Linked DNA regions of Homo sapiens: region 1 is linked to region 2. The links are chromatin loops, found by intact Hi-C in ENCODE. Cell type or tissue: Caco-2. All regions are shown on one strand. Links, peaks and the distances in the headings refer to the core of each region. The heading gives the core; the rest is flanking DNA.

Region 1 (2,921 bases), core at 249-2,748, 130 kb before region 2:
GTTCTTCTGCCATGGCTTCAGCCGGTCCCTCCGTTTGGGGTCCCTGACTTCCCGCAACAAATGGGCTGTACCTTGCAGCATTCCGAGGACAGGCCTGAATTCTGAGAAGGGAAAGTGGTAAAAGTATTGTCCAGTCCTTTTTAAGTTGGTGGCTGATCTTGGTAAGGTGTGTTTTTAAGAGACCAGTAGTCTGTTCTACCTTTCCTGAAGACTGAGGACTGTAAGGGATATAAAGGTTTCACTGAATACTAAGAGCCTGAAAAAATGCTTGGCTGACTTGATTAATAAAGGCCGGTCTGCTATCAGACTCTATAGAGGTGGGAGGGCCAAACTGAGGAATTATGTCTGATAGAAGGGAAGAAATGACCGTGGTGGTCTTCTTAGACCCTGTGGGAAATGCCTCTACCTATCCAGTGAAAGTGTCTACCTAGACAAAGAGTTATTTTAGTTTCCTGACTCGGGGCACGTTGATTAAAGCTAATTTGCCAGTCCTGGGTGGGGGCAAATCCCTGAGCTTGATGTGTAGGTAAGGGAGGGGGCCTGAAGAATCCCTGAGGATTAGTAGAATAGCAGATGGAACACTGAGAAGTTATTTCCTTGAGGATAGATTTCCACGATGGAAAGGAAATGAGAGGTTCTAAGAGGCAGGCTAGTGGCTTGTACTATAGCATAGCCTGCTTTTGCTGGTGTGTGGCAATTAGGCCTGGTGGAACTGCCATCAATAAACTAAGTGTGGTCAGGGTGAGAAACAGGGAAGAAGGAAATGTGGGGAAATGGGGTGAATGTCAGGTGGATCAGAGAGATGCAGTCATGAGGGTCAGGTGTGGTATCAGGAATAATGTGGGAGGCCGGATTGAAGTCCGGGCCAGGAACAATGGTAATTGTGGGAGACTCAACAAACAGTACAGCAGAAGGAGCCGGGGAGCAGAATGTATATGTGGCAGGTGTGAGGAGGAAAATACATTTTGGAAATTATGAGAGCTGTAGAGAGTGAGTTGAGCATAGTTTGTGATTTTAAGGGCCTTTAAAAGTATTAGGGTGGCAGCAGCTGCTGCACAGAGACATAACAGCCAACCTAAAACGATAAGGTCAAGTTGTTTGGACAAAAAGGCTACAGGATGAGATCCTTGTTCTTGTGTAAGAATTTCAACTGCACAGCGCTGCACTTTGGCTGTGTGTAATGAAAAGGGTTGGGATGAGTCACGGAGAGCTAGTGTAGCAGGACGAGTTGCAGACAAAACTCCTCAGACACCGGATTAAAGAAGGAAGAGGTTTTTTTATTCAGCCGGGAGCGTCGGCAGACTGTGTCTTAAGAGCCGAGCTCCCTGAAAAAGAAATTCCTAGCTCTTTTAAGGGCTGACAACTCTAAGGGGTCTACGTGAAAAAGTCATAATAGATCAAGTGAGCGTGAGGAACGTGACTGGGGGCTACAAACATCAGCTAACAGAACAAAAAGTTTTTACAGTGCTTTCTCATACAGTGTCTGGAATTTACAGATAACACAGGTAGTTTTGGTCAGGGGTTAATATTATTGTTATTTTAACCACCAGGGCCAGGTGGTGGCGCCAAGGTCGTCTAGCTATTTATTTTACTTCTGTTTTTTCCAACTTTTTGCTTTCTCCCTTTTTTGCTGTCTTACAAACTAGGGAAAAGGGGAGGTTGGGGAGAAACTGGGAAGGACAACAGGAGAAGTGGTGGTCTCATACCATATTTCCCCCCTTTGAGCATTTTCACTTTTTAGTGGGAGTTCTCACTCTCATCTTTACTTTTTGAGTCTATTTGTGAGATAGAGCGATACTGATTTATATAACACACGTGTGTTGAAGTTTTCTGATGAACCAAAGTAGCTACAAAACCTCTTATCATTTGAAAAAACAAGGGTAATACACAGGGGAGCAGCAAGCAAGTTCCTATCACTAGCAATACACCTACAATGAGGGTTTTAAATCCTCCTATAGCTGGAAACCATTTTTCAAATAAAGACTCAGGATTAATCTCGTGCCAAACCTGTACAGGCACATGTGCCACCTTTGTCATGTCCCTGACTATGTTTTTAACCACCTGTCCTTGATCATTTATGTGTAGGCAGCAATTGGTTAAGTTAAATTTTCCACAAACTCCTCCTTCAGCTACTAGCAAGTAGTCTAAGACCAGTCTATTCTGATAGATAGCATTCCTCATTTGGGTTTCTTGCCAAGCTAAAACAGTCAAAGCTCTGCCAGTTTCATTAGTAATTATTTCTAAGATGGCCTGCAACTGCATGATCCAATTGAGCATGTAGATGGGGGTTCAGTATCCCCATGAGCCGTCTTGTGCCCATGTGGCAGGCCCATAATACTGAATGATCCTTTCAGGGGGCCACTCATTATCTTTCCAGTTTCCTATAACTATGCCTTTCTTTTCTCGGGAGGCGTAGACAGGGAAACCTAGGAGCTCACCCATTTTTATGGGTAATAAGAAAAAGGATGGCTTAATAGTGCCAACAACACAACTGTCTGCCCATTTATTAGGTAACCGAATGTAGGCTCTGTGCCTACATATCTAGTATAGTCCAGCGGGAACCGTCCAGTCCTGATGAGATTCTGGATGAGCCTAAGCAGTTTTTAATTTAGAAAATTTATTAAATGGATTCTTTTCAGTGTGGTTTAGGCCCTACTAAGTAATTGTCTTTGTTGTGCTGTTATACAACCTCTGTCCTATACAATTAAGCTTTCCTACAGGGATGATAAAGTCTTTCCCTTCTCTAGCTCTACAGTATTGTCTAATAATTGGGGTTTTTAGGACCTAGAGGTTGCTAGCTTCGGCCTTCTGAACTGGAATTATATCAGGAGCTGGATCAGTAGGCACCAACTCTCGGGCTTCCCAAGGCCATCTGTCTCCGATAGTGGTTCCTCCACGTACATAACAAGAAGTAACATTAA
Region 2 (2,921 bases), core at 114-2,613:
GGGGAGAGGATGATACTACTCCCAATATCGCAGGGGTGTTCACATCCCCAGTGACAATTTTCCTAATATCTAGGGGAGAGACAATTACATGACAGCAAATGTCGCAGGGTCTGTACATCCCTTCCTGATATTGTTCCTAATATCCAGGGGGAAAGAGGATGATATCGAATATGAAAGGGGGTATACAACCCCCGCCCCTACGATATTGTTCTTAATATTCTTGAGGGGAGACGATGATATGACTCCAAATATCGCAAGGGTTGTTCACACCCCCCTGTGATATTCTTTCTAATATCTGGGGGGGGAGAAAATAACATGACTTCCAATATTGCGGGTGGTGTAAACCCCACCTGAAATATGGCACCGAATATCCAAAGAGGGAGAGGATGGTATTCATACCAATATCGAAGTGTGTGTACACGCCCCTTGTGACATGGTTTTTAATATCCAGGGGGTGGGAGGATGATATTAGTCCCAAAGTCCCAGAAGGTGTACACTACCCCTGTGATATTGTCCCTAACTTCTAGAGGGGAGAGGATGAGATCACTCCCAATATCTCAGAAGTTTTACATGCCCCGTGATATTGTTCGTCGTATCCAGGGAGGCACAGGATGACATTCCATTGAATTTCACGACAGGCTTCCACGCACACTGTGATATTGTTCCTAATATCCAAGAATGCAGAGGATGACATTACTGCCAATAAAGGAGTGGGTGTACATTACCCTTGTGTTTTTGCCTCTAATATCCGGGAAGGGTGGAGGGGGGGAGAGGATAACATTCCCTTAAATGTAGCAGGTGGTTTGACGCCCCTCGTGGTGTTGTTTTACATATCCAGCGGGAAAGACAATAATATTATTTTTGATAGTCCGATTCATCCACTCCACCTTTCCGGAACTCTGAGACCGGGAGGCGGCATGCAGTTTCCGTGTGATCCCCAATACCTTTGCCGTCTTCTGTAGCAAGTCAGCCACAAACGCAGGCCCGTTATCTGAGCCGATCCGGAAGGGCAGTCCCAATCTACGAATCAGATCTCGAAGAAGCACACGGCTTACTTCACGAGCTTTCTCAGTTCATGTTAGATAAGCCTCCACCCACACAGATTAGGTACGCCCAAGAACTAGTAAATACTTGTTACCTCCACACTTTGGCATCTCTGTGAAGTCTACCTGGAGATCTTCAAAGGGGGCTGCTCCATAAGCTTGTATGCCGGGTGGAACGGCTGGACCTTGCCTCGCATGATGCTGTCGGCAGCTGACACATCGCTGCCTCACCGTTTTGGCAAGGGCTAAGAAAGGCGAGATGTAGAACTACCGGCCTAACAACTTTTTGCAGTGACTCCTGACCTAGATGGGTGGTTTCTTGCACAGCAAGTACAACTGCAGCTCCTAGCAGCTGTGGCACAGCTACTCTCCCATCCGGTAACCGAATCCATCCTTCCTCCATCGCTTGTCCTTCCCTCTACCTGGAGAAAGTCCTTTTCTTCTTTAGAATAAGCAGGTCCAAGATCAGGTGCTTGAGGGAGCAGAGGAGCTGTGACTGATGCCTGGAAAGGGGCAGATGCTGCTTTTGAGCCTCTGAGTCAGCGCGGGAATTCCCCAAGCCCACCAAGGTGGAAGCTCGCTGGTGTCCCCTGCAATGCATAACTGCCACCTTGTGGGGTTTCCATACTGCTTCTAATACATGGAAGATTTCTGGTTGATATTTTGTGCCTTTTCCCCCAGAGTCCAATAGGCCCTTTTCTTTCTATCACGCTCCATGCACGTGAAGGGTTAAAAAGACGTACCGAGAATCAGTGTAAATGTTGACAGTCTCACCCTCACTGAGTTCTAAGGCCCGAATGAAAGCAATGAGTTCAGCTTTCTGGGCTGAAGTGCCCTGGGGCATCGATCTGGCTTCAACAACAGTGTCCAGGTTATCACGCATACCCTGCACCTCTCTCTCCTTAGGTGTTGATGAAGCTGCTCCCATGCACGTATAGTTCCCAGTGTACTGATGCCCAAGCTTGGTCCCGGATGTCAGGTCTGCTAGAGTCAACTGAGTCCAACACTTCTACACAATCATGCTCGACAGGGCTCTCTGACAGCGGGAGCAAGGTGGCAGGGTGTTACAAACTTCAATGGTTATACGGGGATTTTCACAGAGCAAAGTCTGGTACTTGGTGAGTCTGGCATTCGTTAGCCAATGATGTCCTTTAGTATTCATTAAAGTCACCACAGTATGGGGGGCCTTTCTGTTCAGGTTTTGCCCAAGAGTCAGCTTCTTTGCTTCTTGTACTAGCAGTGCAGTTGCTGCCAAGGCCCCCAAACACAGGGGCCATCCTTTAGAGACCCAGTCTAGTTGTTTAGAGAGGTAGGCCACCGGCCTCGGCCAGGGCCCCACAGTTTGGGTTCAAAGTCCGGCTGCCATCTTTTCTCTCTCTCTGGCACATAGGATGAAAAAGGCTTTGTCAGATCGGGTAGCCCCAGGGCTGGGGCTGACATAAGTTTCTCCTTTAACTCATGAAAGACTTGCTGTTGTTGGGATCCCCATTCAAAAAGTTCCCGGTCCCCGCCCCCTTGGTGACCTCATACAAAGGCTTGGCTAATACTGCAAAGTTTGGGATCCACAGTCTACAAAACCCCACAGCTCCTAAGAATTCTCTCACCTGCCTTCTGCTCTTAGGCTCTGCTAGATTGCAAATGACCTGCTTTCTTTCTGATCCCGGGCTGCGTTCCCCCTGTCTGATAGTAAATCCCAAGGAACGTACCTGCTGTCGGCAGATCTGAGCTTTCTTCTTGGACACCTTATACCCACAGTCCTCCAGGTGTCGGCGTAGGGCAATCCGTTCCCTTGGCACACCCGACTGCCGTGGGGTGTCCCAGCAAAAGCTCATCAACCTAGCGGAGCAAAGCGCAGCCTAGGTCTCTGCTGGGAAACTT

The links. Hi-C counts contacts between places; a loop is a spot of excess contacts. Peaks named below come from ENCODE experiments on the same cell type or tissue, not always from the same donor. Only the 100,000 strongest peaks of a DNase experiment are listed, where the experiment ranks them.
Region 1: a loop joins it to region 2, with 3 times the contacts of the local background. A loop is called at or near these places in 3 of 110 quality-filtered maps.

The regions. Positions count from the first base shown.
Region 1 is chr11:71,747,720-71,750,640 of GRCh38, reverse strand. It overlaps the pseudogene ENPP7P8. Among named protein-coding and RNA genes, the nearest start is that of DEFB108B, 84 kb to the left of the region's middle. In Caco-2, for the core only: a CTCF peak has its summit at 1,563 (motif pointing right); no DNase peak of the experiment used is centred there.
Region 2 is chr11:71,613,580-71,616,500 of GRCh38, reverse strand. No RefSeq gene overlaps it. Among named protein-coding and RNA genes, the nearest start is that of KRTAP5-11, 32 kb to the right of the region's middle. In Caco-2, for the core only: no CTCF peak of the experiment used is centred there; a DNase peak (open chromatin) is centred at 1,300.